2 separate regions of the Homo sapiens genome follow, and region 2 is linked to region 1. The links are chromatin loops, found by intact Hi-C in ENCODE. Cell type or tissue: ovary. All regions are shown on one strand.

Evidence for each region. Peaks named below come from ENCODE experiments on the same cell type or tissue, not always from the same donor. Only the 100,000 strongest peaks of a DNase experiment are listed, where the experiment ranks them.
Region 2: a loop joins it to region 1, with 2.0 times the contacts of the local background. A loop is called at or near these places in 6 of 110 quality-filtered maps.

The regions. Positions count from the first base shown.
Region 1 is chr15:69,135,704-69,143,703 of GRCh38, reverse strand. No RefSeq gene overlaps it. Among named protein-coding and RNA genes, the nearest start is that of GLCE, 21 kb to the left of the region's middle. RefSeq lists an enhancer at 4,418-4,919. In ovary, no CTCF peak of the experiment used is centred here; a DNase peak (open chromatin) is centred at 3,164.
Region 2 is chr15:69,380,446-69,388,445 of GRCh38, reverse strand. PAQR5 (progestin and adipoQ receptor family member 5) reads right to left here. Exons shown (of 9, transcript NM_017705.4): 5 at 3,564-3,769. Among named protein-coding and RNA genes, the nearest start is that of KIF23, 30 kb to the left of the region's middle. RefSeq lists an enhancer at 1-71 and a silencer at 6,776-6,957. In ovary, no CTCF peak of the experiment used is centred here; no DNase peak of the experiment used is centred here.

The DNA.
Region 1 (8,000 bases):
CTGGAGCTGTGTCATCTCCTAAGAAGCTCACAGGGAATATTACTGCTTGTGACCAGAGAGTGGGGTCACCCAAGTATCTCTTCTTTGCTTTCTCCACCCAGTTTACTTCTTAGATGACCCTGGAACCCAAAGCACTGAACTGAACCTCTTGAGTGTCCATCTAACCTGCTGAAGTACATAGCAAGATCCAGCAGGATGCAGTGGTTGAGTGCTTGGAAATTATCCCACTTTTATACTTAATTTGAGCAAGGGGTACAAATGTGACTGCATATGTGGCTCAGAGTTTCTGAATTGGAAGGAAGCTTAAAGATAACATTGTCCCTTGTACTTATTTTCTGGATATGGGAAGACACCTTAGTGCTGTCCTTGGGTTGGTTTCTAGGAGACCTGGTCTCTGGCTCTTCTATTTATAAAGCTTTGTGTCCTGGACAGGTCACTATTCTTTCTGGTTTTCAGCTTCCTCATCTACAAAATGAGAGGATGGCACTAGATAATATCGAAGGTGACTTTCAACTAAATTTTATGATTCTATGAAACTAAAGCCCAGAGAGGTTAAGAAACTTGTGCTAAATTGTAGAAAACAAGGACTAAAATAAAAGTTAAATTCCAGAGCTTTGTCAATCACTCTAGTCTATCTTGCCAACCAGTGGTACTGATCTAGTGCCTTCCTAGAAGGATCACAAACAGGTGTAAGTCAGGGGCCTAGTTCTCACAGAGCTTTTATAGTCTAGCTGGAAACACAGACACAAAGAGAAAATTACAATCCCAAGTAGAAGTTAAGCCTGCTAGGTTGTTCCCCAATACCCATTCTCCCCAACCAGTAGCACAATTAACAGAACCCTCCATTTTTACTAGGCATGTAGTGATGCAAAATAAAGTTAAATCTCTCAACCTTGGTTGCAGCTAAGGGTGGCTATGTGATCAAGTTCTGGACAGTGGAAGGTGATCCTAATTGTTGTGTGCAATTCTTTGTCGTTGCTCTTCCTTACTCCATTTTCCCTTTTTCCAGTGTCTGGTTATGGGCATGGTGATGAGCCGTTTTGGGCTATGAGAACAAAGGCACCACGCTAGGGATGAGCGACAAGATTGCAGGAGCCTGGGTCCCTGATGGACTGATTATTCTGTACCGTGAGAGAAGACAGGGATGTATTTATAGGTGTTAAATGAGGCAAAACTGCTATTTTGGGTCTCTCGGACAGCTTCTAAACTCACATCCTGACTAATATATATCAGTTTAGAGCCAAAGGTGTTAATGGAATACAGATGATGGAGCATTTCTGGAAGCTCTGGGAGCCAAGATCCTTACAGAGGTGATGGAGTGTGAGCTGGATGAGAACAATGGGTGGGAGTAGAAAAAAGCCAATTTAAGTGAAGTCCATGGAATTGAGCAAAGTCACACAAATGGGAATATGGATGGGAATTTGGAAGTGACTTTCTGCACATAACATGATAGTTTCCAAACCAACTGATGATCACAATCACTTGGAAGCCTTAAAAATACAAATAATTGATTCCAGTACCAATTATTTGGATTACAGTAAACCAAGGATGGATTCCAACAATCTGTATTTTAAAGCTTCCAGGTGATTCTGATGATGAAAAACATTGTGTCTGATAAGAAGAATCCAGAATGAGATCAGATCACAAAGGGCCCTAAAGACCATACAAAGAATCCATTGTGCCCTGAGACTGGGCCTGGCACCATCTGCACTTCCCAGATTATGCTTTTAAATGTAATTGTCAGGAAAGAGGAATTCTAAAAGAAATAGCACATGGTATCTTAGAAATGTCAGACCTGGATCTCGTTCCAGCTCTATGCTTTGCCAACTGTATAACCTGAAACATAAGCTTCACTTTCTTTATCAGGAAAAATATGAAAAATAAAAATTGTTTTAGAGATGAAATGGGAAATTGTATGCACAAATAGCTAGCTTGGTGTAAACACCCAATAATGTCACTGAAATGTTAGTTGCCCTCCAGGCACTGTGCTAGAGCTGTGCCTGCTGTACATGGGGTGGGATGATGGCAGGGTGGGGGGGTGGGGGGTGTGTGCACTGGTGCTCTAGAGGCCAGGACTGCAGTCCTCCCTCTGGTGGCCACTCACCTTAGACTTGGGACCCTGGCACTCTTCTAGAAGTGGACCATGCCTCATGAGTCATTGGCCTCTGTATAAATAATTCAACCCTATTATTATTTAGCACTCTGTGGTCACTGCTGGAGACCTGCCAAAGTCAGGCCAGGCCTCTGTGGCACTGAGGGGCTCTTGTGGGCTCCCCGGCAGGCTCAGCCTTCAGCCTTGATTTCCATTAGTTCAGGATGGAGGAGAAAGGGCACATCCTCGAAGCTCCCAGGGTTTTGCATTGTGACTTCGAGAAAATCAAAGGGCATAATTAGTTTGGGCTAAAGTACACAGGCATTTGACATTTTGAAAAATAGTTTTATGACATTTCTTTGATAGGTCTGGACCGAAGGCAGCTGCTTATACTTTAGGGAGGTGACAGAAAAGAAGAAGGAGAGACAAAGCAAGTGAGGAACCTAAGTATTTTAACAATTCTCCCTTATGTTTACAGAGTGCTTTACACTTTTCAAAGAAGCTTTACATTCATTACTAAATTATTTGATTTTTATAGTAACTCAGCAAGGGAGGGCAGAGGGTAAAGAAACTCTGCCACTTACTAACTGGATAAGCCTTGGCAAATTAACTTCTCTGAGGTCAGTTTTCTCTTCTTTGAAATGGGGATATCATCTGCAGGCTTGTGTTGACAGTTAAAAGTAAACGTAAAGGCAAACGTAAATGAAGCCCCTGGCATAGCTGCTAGCACAGAGTAGATGCTTACTAGTCCTGAGTTTCTGTCTCCTCCCATTATATAGATGAGAAAACTAAGGAGAGAATCGTAATGTGAGTCCATAAAGGGATAGGAAACATGTCTGAGTATGCTTGGTTCAGGGATTTTTTTTTTTTTTCTGCAACAGGTAGATTCTCAAGAAAGGCTATTTCACAAAATAAAACAAAACCCTGCTTGGCACATTTGCCCCTAAGTTCCACGCTGGTGGTACAGTTGGGATGGATTGTGGGGCTCCTACCTAACAAGCAGGGCAGGAGGCAAGTGGGAGGAGAGAGACTCACGTGGAAGACATCCGCCAGGCAGACAGGCGAGGGGAGAAGGAAGCGCGCGGTGCGTCTGGCTTCAGACAGTGCGTCTCCTCTGCCAGGTTTGCGGTGGAACACTCTGGCACAGGGCACAGAATGAAAAGCATCCAGAGCTGGAGAAAATTCCATACGTCAGCCCGACACAAGCCTGGGAGGACCTGCCACAGCAATGCCTCACAAAATCAGGCTGGAAATTATCTCGACAGATTGCATGAAATGAATAAGATGAAATCCCAAAGGGCTAAACCCAGGGTCATGCGTTGGGTTCCAACATCCAACAGCATAAAGCACTGCATGAGAAAGACTGACATGAAAGTAGAAGACGCGTTCTATTTACCCTCGAAATGGCTGCCAATCAGGAGGCAGCCTGGTGTTTTAGAAAGAGCACTGGATCAGGAGTTAGGAGTCCCCGCTGTGCCCTACTCCACACAAGCTATGAGCCTTTTCACAGTCCCTTGATCTCTCTGGGCCTCAGTTTCCTTTCCTGTAAAATTAGTAGATTGGACTAGCAGATAATCCTAGTGGGTTATTTTAACCTTAACATATAACGCTATTTTATTTTATTCATGTCAAGAAGACTTGGTAGTTTTATTTGGCTCTAAGTTCAATAAGAGCTAGCAGTATGTAAATCGTAGTTAATGAAAACTTAGGGTGCACAAGTAGGAATAGAGTGGTCACTTAAAACCAGGCAATAACCCAGCTGACCTCAATTGCTGGGCAGCTCTCTTTGTAGTAGTCAGTTTGGGGGAATGGGGCACATTTTGAGGGGTCTCTAGAAAAACTAGAGGCTGTCCAGAGAAACATCTTCAGGATTGTGAGAGGTCAAATTTGAATTTGGAAAAGCTGAGAAACTGGAAATATTTATCCTCAAGAAAATCCTGAAAAGGAACATAATAGCCATAATTCTAAAATCTGAAAGGCTGCAGCTCAAAAGATGAATCAGGATTATTCCAGGCTCTAACTTATGCAGTCCAGACAACGTGGGTCAACTTGAGCTGAACATATGAACGTGCCTTCGTGGGGCAGGACAGGAGGCTCATGAAGCAGAGAGAGCAGGCTGTTGCTGGAGGTGAGGGCCACGGTGAGGGACCAGCTTCTGAGACGCTGTGGATGGGACACCCATGCTGGGCTCTGGATAACCAGAAGCACCCCAAGATCTCTTCTAATTCTGCATTCTGAGGATTCAGATGAGGAAGGAGCAGGGGAGACTGAAGATGAAGCAAGAAGCAGGGCGAAGGGAGGTAGCGAGCAGAGAGTGCCTGTCTCTGCAAATGCCATATTAATTATGTGGCCACTGCAGGCAACCTGTTAGACCAATTAACAAAGAACAAGAGGCAAAACAACATGGGGTTTGGAGGTGGGTTGACCTTCACAACCTGAAGATGGGGCTACTGATCAGGATGGGAGCAACGGGTCAGCAGAGCTCAGTGTTTGCTGGCTTCTGTCCACTTTGTCATTTAGATGTTGGACCCCAGAGAGCAGGGATCTTGCTTAGATCTTTGTGTTTCCCCATCAGTTAGCTTCTGGCACCACATCAGACACACCACCGGTGCTCAATAAGCATCTTGTCAAGTGACTGCATCAATGGACAAAGGAACAGCTGGAGCTCAATAAACAGTTATTGACTCAATTAATTAATGAATTAATTAATGGAAAATTGACCCAGCTTTTCATTCTGATCTCAAGAGAGTGAAATTATGAGAAAGGAACCTCACAATGGAGCCAAAGATGGGGTTGATGAGAACTAAGGAAGAAAAAATATTTGAAGGAAGGAAAAGAGAGAGGGTGGGGAGGAAACAAAATGCAAATAGTAATCAGTATTACAGGACCATCAATGCTGGCTTGCAGGGTGGCACACCATCCATCCATTCATTTACCCACCTATCCATCTGTCCCTCCTTCCTTCTGTTAATTCATTCTTTTGACCAAACTTTTTTGAGGAACTACCATCATACCAGCCTGTACTAGAGACCATGGAGGACACAATGAGACATAAAATCCACGTACTGCTTCTAGGGTCTATACCTTCTAGCTATAGAGGAGAAACCAAAGTGTGTTTTTCCTATTCTCTGCTCACCACAACACAGCACAGAATACTTCTGTGACCCCAGATGTGTGGAGGTATTTCTCCATACACCAAGCCATCTGTAGCAGACGCCAGCTGGGTGTCCTCTAATTCAATTCAGTGCCACACTATTACCTGGAGAGAGTGCCAGATCCCATAAGACTGCCCCCCATTTCAGATACCAGTCACAAGCCCCAGGCTGTTTGCCTGTGCTTCTGACGAACCTACTATAAATCCAGGTTCCCATGACTCCCTCCTTGGGTTTGATTAATTTGCTAAAGAGGATCATAGAACTCAGGGAAAGACTTTACTTACATTTATCAATTTATTATAAAGGATGTTACAAAGCCAGATGGAAGAGATGCTTAGGGAGAGGTATGGCTGAAGGGGCATGAACTTTCTATGCCTTTTCTGGGTAGACCACCCCTCAGGAGCCTCCACATGTTCAGCTCTCTGGAAGTTTCCTGAACCCTGTCCTTTTGGGCTTGTATGGAAGTTTCATTACACAGGCATGAATGATTACATCACCGGCCATTGATGATCAATTTAACCTTCAGCTCCTCTCCCCTCATGGAGGTTGGGGGATGGGGCTGAAAATCCTAACCAGAGGGACTTCCCTGTGACCAGTCCCCATTCTGAAGCCATCTAGGGGCTGCCAGCCACCAGTCATCTCATTAGCGTACAAAAGACACTCTTCTCACTTCAGAGATTCCGGAGGTGACTTATAAATATTTGAAAAATGACATAAGATGCAAAATGGCTCAAGATCATATACTAACTCTGGTTTCCTAGGCCACCAGGGGCTGGATTAGAGGGAGCTCAAGGAATACTATTTTAAAATCTTTCTCTGGCTGCTTCCTACCCATTCTTTGACACTTTAAATTCCCTCCCAGGTTGCTCTGGGGGCTCCCAATGGGTGACTTACTGTGCTTGTGGAGGATTCAGAGCACCTGACACCAGCCCGCTCATTTGTTCTGCCTCACTGCACTGAAATCTTTGGTCACCACCAATAGCACAAGAAGCAGCCACAGAGGGTATCTGCCAATGCCTGGTGCATTGGGGGTGCCACGAAGGGTCCTTCTGTGGCTGGTGCTCTCTGGTGCGTATGCTGAAGCTGCCCATGCTCAACACCTGCCCATGCCCACCACTTGCCGAGTCCAACACCTGGCATGGGAATCTAGGCTGGACGTACTATGTCTGCTCCCATAGTGGAAGCAGTTGCTGGCCCCAAAGCAGCAGCTGTGCTAGACCATCACTATCTATGACCACTATTGAGAAACTACTCCTTTATAATTTTTTTGTAGCCCTTCCTCTAAAAAAGGGCTCAGGCATCTGTCCGGTAGGGATAGGCAGAGGTCATCCTGAGTGGCAGATTCTACATCCCCACCTCCTGCACCATGGACTATTACCTTGAACCTTACTTCTTTGGCTCTCTTCTCTTAGGATAAATTCTTCTCCAGGAGGCTCCTTGGTTCCTGGGAAATAGACCCTAGTGGGCCTGCCCCAACAGTCTATAGAACATTCTGGATCCTACTGGGATCATAGCTTAGGTTCAACTGAGATTCCGCCACCACGAAGGGATGAACTGAAAGAGCTCTGCAGACACTCGTATAGGTCCTAGCAGGTTGTGCAGCCTGGAACACCATGTTGAAGATTTTGGGGCCTCGTTTAAGCTTAGCAGAACAGAGTAGAGTGCAGTGATTGATTACTGATGCCTACCACAGGCACTGGAAGAGAGAGGAGCAGCATGTGTGCCACATCTATGCCCTCCCTTGTCTAGGTTACTGTTTGCCTTTGGAGACTGATATGGTTTGGCTGCGTCCCTACCCAAATCTCATCTTGAATTGCAGCTCCCATAATTCTCATGTGTTGTGGGAGAGACCCAGTGGGAGATAACTGAATCATGGGGGCATTTTCCCCCATACTGTTCTCATGGTAGTGAATAAGATCTGATGATTTTATAAGTGAATGAGATCTGATGGTTTTATAAGTGGAAACCTTTTCAGTTGGCTCTCATTTTCTCTCTTGCCTGCTCCCATATAAGACGTGCCTTTTGCCTTCCACCATGATTGTGAGGCCTCCTCATGTGGAACTGTGGGTCCATTAAACCTCTTTTTCCTGACATATTAACCCAGTCTTGAGTATGTCTTTATTAGCAGCATGAAAATGGACTAATACAGAGACTAATGGTGGACAGGAAGGGAAGGGACTTAAAATTTGCTTATAAAAATATTTAATAGTGGCTATCACATTATATTTCACAACAACACTGAGAAAGAGGTATTATTAGCAATCCTTTTTATAGATGAAAATCGGAGACTCAGAGAAGGTGAGTAATTTGCTTAAGACTAGACAGCTACTAAGTGGCAGAGTCAGGATCCAGACCTAGGTTCCAGATTCCAGAGGCCATGCTTTGTTCTACCACCTCACCCAGTCTCCTAGTGCATAGACTGGAATGGGTTGGATCACAAGACTATTGAGGGCAGCAGTGAGGCTTGTCCTAGACACAGCTTTATCTAAGTACCATACGTAAGCAGGCTTTTCAGGAACCTATGCTGGCAACCATGAAGGCTGATAATGATGATAAACCCTGTGGTAATGATGCCTAGGAGCCCCTTCTCATAAGGGTTTGAACTTCACAGGAGCAAAGAAAGGGTTAGTTGCTCCCAAAGGCATCTTTACATGTGATGGATTATCAGGCTGACTCCTGATCATTTCAAAATGCACATATTCATCAGCATTATCCAAGCCCCACAGGAGCACTCAGCCAGGAGATTCACCTAA
Region 2 (8,000 bases), 240 kb before region 1:
GTTCCAGTGTGGGGCAGGCTTTCGGGATGGGTGGAGCACAAGGCACAGGAGCTGATCTTGGAACAAAGCCTGGTAGGTCATCCCGGATTCTGACAAGAGCCTGAGGGCAGGGAGGCTTTCAGCTTTGGATGCAGGCTAAGGAAAGGAAACTTCCTCTTTCAGGCACTAAGGGAGCCACTGAAGGATTCTGATGACCAAAACCTAGTGAAAGCACACAGGATGGCCTGAGGGAGGAACCCCTGGAAGCCTGGGAGGTGGCAGGAGGGCGCTACACTGGTGGGATTGAGGGCTTTGACAGGGAGGGAGGAGGGAGGCAGGGGCAGAGGGTGGAGCCGGGAGTCCCAGATGGAATCAATGGCTCTCTCAGTGGACTAGATGTTCCTTCCGTGTTTCCTGAACACTTCCCCACATCAAGCACTGGGCTATGGGCTAGAAAAACAGATTGGAAGCATCTTCTGTGCTCCGGAGTTGTTCTCAGCAATGGAGGTGTGCCAGCATGGCTGGCAGGCTGGGGATCAGAAGAATCATGGTGGGGGTATATCCAGGTCTGGGGGTTGGAGGAAGGGCACAGGGCAGGGGCCCCTGAGGCTCCCGTGGTGCAGCCTGCAGGGAAGGGAAGAGGGAGTTCTGGGGAATGGCCTATGGGAGGATACAGAGAAGGGAGACCATGGCAACAAGAGGAACTCTTACACAGACAGACAGTGAGGCCCGTGATGGAGGAAGGCAGGGGACAGGTTGGTGGTGGACCACATGGGCTTCAGTCCTCACTCTGGCTCTGCCATGCACAGCTGTGTGACCTGTCACTTACCTCCACAGTGCCTCACTGTCCTCACCTACGCATGGATATGACACTAGGACCTACCTCAGGGACTGCTGCCACGGTTAACAAGATCATCGTGGTAATGGCTGCCCTCAGATGCCGACTAAGGCCAGGCTCTGAGCCTCATTTAAAACACATTTAATCATCAGAACATACCCACAAAGAAGATATTACATCCATTTTGTGGATGAAAGAATTGAGGCTTGGCAGGGTTATGAAACTTGCACAGGAACCTCTAACAGTTAGGGGTGGTGGAATCAGGTGCCAGCACCTGGACCATTAAACATGGTGTGGTGTGGCCCCTCAGGGGTGTGTGTCAGGGGCCTGGACCAGGGCTTGCCATGCAGCGATTACTCCAGAAATGCCCACACTTATCAAAACAAGTCCGGGGCGGGCAACCGAGGGCCAAGGAAGTCGCCCCGCTAAGCAGTCTGGACTGCTTCTGGCTGATGAGGGCCCTGACAGTGGGAGGGTGATGTGGTAGAAGGTGTTGTGGAAGCCTCCAGGGGCTGGGTGAGGTGGAGAAGGCTGTGATAACTGTGCAAGTGAGAGGCCGGGGCCTGAGTCAAGACAAAGGGGCAGTGCCGCTTACAGCAGGTAGGAGAGAAGTCACCTGGCCTTAATAACCAATTGGCCAGAGGGTGGGCGTGGGTGGGGAGTGAGAGGAAGGGGACCCCGAGGATTAGTCAGGCTTCTGACTCAGGAGAAGGAGTAGGGGCGCGACCATCAGTCAGGTTGGACATACAGAGGGCTAGCAGGTGTAGGGGCAGGGGCGGGAGCAGGTACAGTTCTGGTCTCATGGCTCTGAGGTGGCGTGGACCTCAGGTAAGAGGTTTACATTGGAGACAGGGTTTCTCCGGAGGTGGAAGAGATGCAGTAGGCATGGAGGAGATCTCTGGGGAGCCGGATCGTGTGAGAGGAGAGGTCAAAGGACCACTTCTGAGCCTCCCCACCCATGTGTGCCAGAAAGCAGAGGAGGGGAGCCAGCCCAGGGGAGGGGGGACATGGAGGGTAAGAGGGGATCCGGAGGGTGGGAGGGAATCCGGGAGGGAGGGAGGGATGTGACAGGGACCAGAGAAAGAGAGGGGCATTGAGGAGGCCTGAAGGACCCCTGCATCAATCTTGGCAGTCAGGAGGCCGGGACCCTGGACAGGGGCACGCACATTCCCCACTCTCTTCTGCAAACCCATCAAAGCCTGAGGGTAAGCCTGGCTCACACGGAAAGGGGCACGGTCTAGTGAATGCTGGGGACTGGGCAGCAGAGCACTAAGGAGTGGGCAGTGAAGTGGGAAAGTGTGTGTGTATGTGTGTGAGAGTGTGTGAGTGAGCGTGTGTGTGGTGTGTGTGTATGTATGTGGTGTGTGTGATGTGTGTGTGTGGTGTGTGTGTGTGATGTATGTGAGAGTGTGAGTGTGTGAATGTGTGTGTAGTGTCTGAGAGTATGTGTGCGTATATGAGCATGTGAGTGTGTATGTGGTGTGAGTGTGTATGTGAGTGTATTGTGTGTATATGTCAGCATGTGTGGTGCGTATGTGGATGTGAGTGTGTGTGGAGGGTCTGAGAGTATGTGTATGTGCATGTGAGTGTATTGTGTGTATGTGATGTGTGTTTATGTGAGTGTAGTGTGTGTCAGTATGGGTGGTGTGTGTGTGTAGTGTTTGAGAGTGTGCATGTGAGTGTATTGTGTGTATGTGGTGTGAGTGTGTGTATGTGAGTGTATTGTGTGTGTGTCAATGTGTGAGTACATGTGGCATGTGGTGTGTGTGTGTGCATGTAAGTGTATTGTGTATATGTGGTGAGTGTGTGTATGTGCATGTGTGAGTGCATTGTATGTGTGTGTGTCAGTGTGTGTCAGTGCATGAGTGTGTGTTTGTGTGAGTGTGAACGTGTGTATATGAAGAAAGAGGATGGAGGTAGGCTCCTCATGGACAACCTCTTGGGCAAGGAAGACAATAATTGGTTTTCTCACCTAGAATGGGACCTGGAGGAAGAATCTAGAACTCATATCCTTAGGGATAGATGCATGCCCACAAGGGGAGGAGAGAAGAGGCCAGAGGAGGGAGCATCATAGTCAAAGAAAAAGACAAGGAAGAGGGGGCGGTCAGCACCGAATTTCACCAGCTTAGGTTGCTGATCTATTCCCGCACACTCTGAGCATCTCTCTGATTGTGCTAAGCCTCTGGATATACGAGGCTCATGACCTCACCCTCCTCTTCTTGCCTGGCATGACAGAGACCAGCACTGATGTACTGGAGTCAGTTCATTCTGGCCTGTGAGAGAGCTGAGTGCTGAACACAGCCATCATTAAAAATTAAATCACAGAAACTTGCAATTAAATAAATCATATTAACAAAAGTACTGAGTACTCAATGACTACATCTACTGTATCTGCATGGTGGAATTTCTGTAATAGTGTGCTACGCATATCTCTTCCCACCCTTGTGTTCTGTGATGTCATGTTAGTAGGTTGAAGCTGGACATGATGGGAAGATTTACACCACAGAAACTGGCAACACTGCAGATCGGGGCTGTTGTCCCCACAGAGCCAGTGGCTAAATATTTAGCAGCATGCTTATGGACAGTTTCTTATAAAACACCCATTGGGAACCTGGACAGGGGCACTGGCATAATCCCTGGATTCTTCTGCAAACTCATCAAAGCCTTCTGGTGACCCTAGCTCACAGGAGAAGGGGCAAACAGCCCGGTTGCAGGGGAAGGAAAGCAAGAACAAGGCCTCACATACCCAGGCTGAAGAGGTTGACGGCACCATAGTCCAGGAAGTAGCAAATGTGCCGGGCATTCTTGGACATAGAGCTGAAGGTGTGCGCACAGCTGGACACAAGTGGGTACACGCAGCTGGTGCACATGTACACAAGCATGGGCCAGGAGTAGCTGTCATTCTTGATGTCTGTCATATACAGTGCAGTCACAAACCTCCATGCAAAGAACCTGGAACACAGAGGGCTCACTCACCCTCCACCATGAACACAGAGGGCCCGCTCACCCTCCACCATGAACACAGAGGACCCGCTCACCTTCCACCATGAACACGGAGGGCCCGCTCACCCTCCATGATGAACACGGAGGGCCCACTCACCCTCCACCATGAACACGGAGGGCCCACTCACCCTCCACCATGAACACGGAGGGCCCACTCACCCTCCACCATGAACACGGAGGGCCCGCTCACCCTCCACCATGAACACGGAGGGCCCGCTCACCCTCCACCATGAACACGGAGGACCCGCTCACCCTCCACCATGAACACGGAGGGCCCACTCACCCTCCGCGATGAACACGGAGGGCCCACTCACCCACGGAGGGCCCACTCACCCTCCACCACGAACACAGAGGCCCACTCACCCTCCACCACGAACACAGAGGCCCACACACCCTCCACCATGAACACGGAGGGCCCCCGCTCACCCTCCACCGTGAAAACAGAGGCCCCGCTCACCCTCCACCATGAGCACAGAGGCCCACTCACCCTCCACCATGAGCACAGAGGCCCACTCACCCTCCACCATGAGCACAGAGGCCCCGTTTACCCTCCACCATGAGCACAGAGGCCCACTCACCCTCCACCATGAGCACAGAGGCCCACTCACCCTCCACCATGAATACAGAGGGCCCGCTCACCCTCCACGATGAACACAGAGGGCCACTCACCCTCCACCATGAACACAAAGGCCCACTCACCCTCCACCATGAACACAAAGGCCCACTCACCCTCCACCATGAACACAAAGGCCCACTCACCCTCCACCATGAACACAAAGGCCCACTCACCCTCCACCATGAACACAAAGGCCCACTCACCCTCCACCATGAACACAAAGGCCCACTCACCCTCCACCATGAGCACAGAGGCCCACTCACCCTCCACCATGAGCACAGAGGCCCACTCACCCTCCACCATGAGCACAGAGGCCCACTCACCCTCCACCATGAATACAGAGGGCCCGCTCACCCTCCACGATGAACACAGAGGGCCACTCACCCTCCACCATGAACACAAAGGCCCACTCACCCTCCACCATGAGCACAGAGGCCCACTAACCCTCCACCATGAATACAGAGGGCCCGCTCACCCTCCACGATGAACACAGAGGGCCAGTCACCCTCCACCATGAACACAAAGGCCCACTCACCCTCCACCATGAGCACAGAGGGCCCGCTCACCCTCCACCATGAGCACGGAGGGCCCACTCACCCTCCACGATGAACACAGAGGGCCAGTCACCCTCCACCATGTACACAAAGGCCCACTCACCCTCCACCATGAGCACGGAGGGCCCGCTCACCCTCCACCATGAGCACGGAGGGCCCGCTCACCCTCCACCATGAGCACGCAGGGCCGCTCACCCTCCATGATGAACATGGAGGACCTGCTCACCCTCCATGATGGAAGCCCCTCTTAGATCCTCGCCTATCTACTGTCTCCATTCCCCCGCGGTGACTAATTCCTTCGTGTTCTCACTTTGGGGAAATACCATGTGCTAGGAAGGTGGGGGGTCCTTTTTTAATTGGGAGGCAGTACGTTGGGAATGGGCAGGTGAAGTAAGAAGAGAGGCTTTATGTATATCTAGTCCAATCCCCTAGTGATTCTCCAGCCTCAGCTTGCATGCTTCCAGGGATGGGGGGCTCATTACCTCCCAAAGCAGCTCCAAGGGCTGGAAAGTTCTCCTTCATTGGCTCAAATCTGTCCTCCTGGAATCTATCTCCATTTGATTGGCCTTAGTTCCCTCCACCAGGATCATAGAAAACAAGCTTAACATATGCATATATATATATATATATATATATATATATATATATATATATGGTCATATATATATATATATATATGGTCACATATATATACACATATATATACACACATATATATATACACATATACATACATATATACATACATACATATATATATATATATATATATATATATATATATATATATATATATGCTTTTTTTTTTTTTTGAGACAGAGTCTTGCTCTGTCACCAGGCTGGAGTGCAGTGGCACGATCTCGGCTCTCTGCAACCTCTGCCTCCTGGGTTCAAGTGATTCTCCTGTCTCAGCCTCCCAAGTAGCTGGGACTACAGGCACCCTCCACCACGCCTGGCTAACTTTTGTATTTTTAGTAGAGACAGCGTTTCACCATGTTGGCCAGGATGGTCTCGATCTCCTGACCTTGTGGTCTGCCTGCCTCAGCCTCCCAGAGTACTGGGATTATAGGCATAAGCCACTGCGCCCGGCCGCCTGTCAAATATTTCAAGGCAGTCTTTCTAACCCCCTCCCACCTCCTTGAACTTCACATTAAATACTCCCGGTTCCTTCAGCCATTCCTCGCAGGATCTAAATGTGGCGTTACCACCATCCCCGTGGTTTGTCCTTCCTCCATGTAGTTTGTCTATGTCCCTCTTGTAGGAAGGCTCCTCAAATAGAAGCAATGCCCCAGGTGGAGCCTTGCAAGCCGAGGCCAAGAGAACTATTTTCTCCCTCCTCCTCCACACTGTTCCTCCACTAAGAGTACAATCACTTTTCGGAATAGCTAGTCCCACAGCTGACTCTTAGCAGAGCCTAGATCTCTATGCAGAGACACTTCAAAATTCTTCACCAGGTCTGCCTGGCCTACAATCCACGCATGAGGTCCCGCCTGCAGAGCACCTCGCTTCCACAAATCACTCCTAGAGAGCTGGCTCCCTTTCTCACTAACTCCTCCAAGGGAGGAGACTCTACAAAGCTTTTCATATGCAGGAGCTGAAGGAACATTGCTAAATCCTTCCAGCTACACTTGTGGACTTTTTAATTTTGTCCCAGCGGGAAGTAAAGCTTAAGCTATTTGCTGTTTCTCAAAATGTATCCTTCAGTTATTTCAATTTTTCAGTGGTCCCATTTCCTTAGGGCATCTTGATCCAGACCTCCCCAAGTCCTTCCTGCTACTCTCTGTTGCTCAGTCAGGATCATCTCTGAGAGCCTGGCACCGTGTAGAAGTGCATAGGCAGTGCTGGAGGTGATGGGGGTGCGGCTCACCCAGCTTGGCTCAGCTGTAACATAGCAAAAAATCACCCTACAGGGATCCATGCATGGAGTGCAAGACCCACAAGCAGGGATGGACAGGCTGGTACCCTTTTAGCAGCTCAAATCTCAAAACAGCCTAAATCAACCATGATTCATCCAGAAAATGGAACACCAAGCAGATGTTCCAAAGTCCAGGAGACATGCAGATTGCAGATGCTGACAGAGTGAGATCTCCAAGGGAGGGAAGTAAGAGGAAGGCAGCAGGGAAAGAGGCAGATGCTGTGGATGCTCACAGCACAGATGCTCCTGGGTCCCCCAGAAAAGCTCCAGGAGGACGCATAGGAAGCAGGTCCCCCTGGCCACTCCAGGGAGGAGAACTGGGGCCAGTGGCAGAGCCTGACTCTATTCCCTTCTGAAGGGTTATAATTTGTAAGCATGTATACTTTTAAAAATGACAAATGGCCCCTGGAGCAGGGCTGTGCTGCCACCCCTGCCCAGTCCGCAGGCCCAGGGCTGCCACACTCCTTTACAGATCACCCTAGTCCACACCAGACTGAGCTCTCTCCCCTCTCCACTGAGCTGGCTGCTGGAACCAAACAGCCTGCCCCTGCATTTTGGCCCCGGGTCTGTCATCTGACTTCTACTCAGGCTGGCTGCCCCTGTGCGGGGAGCCTGGGCCCATCTCCACTCATGGCACACTCCTCATCTCTTCTCAACATGACTGGAGGGAGTCCAGTGACCAGCCTGTGCCACGGCGCCCCTGCATGACGTAAGGACGCCACCCCGTCTCTCGGCTGTGTCTACATCGACCAGTGGTGGTCTGAGTGGGACAGTGGCTTGAATGGCCTCTGAGTTCTTCCAGCTCAGATCCACTGTGATTTGGTGCTTTGACCCTGTCTCCATCCTCCATTCCTTAAGCAAAGGTGTGCAGTGTGTGACATTGGCCTTCATCCCCCACCTTTCTCAGCAAGGCCCCTCTTCGCTTCCCTGGCCACTTCCATTTCTGCATACAGGCTTCCCAGAGCTTTGCTCTTAGCTGGCTCCATCTACAGGCTGCCTGACCAAGTGCCTCCCAGTTGTCGTGGTTCCCAGAATGATTACGGAACACCCACAACTCTGTGGCAGATGCCTCTACCAATGTTTTCTCCCCAAACC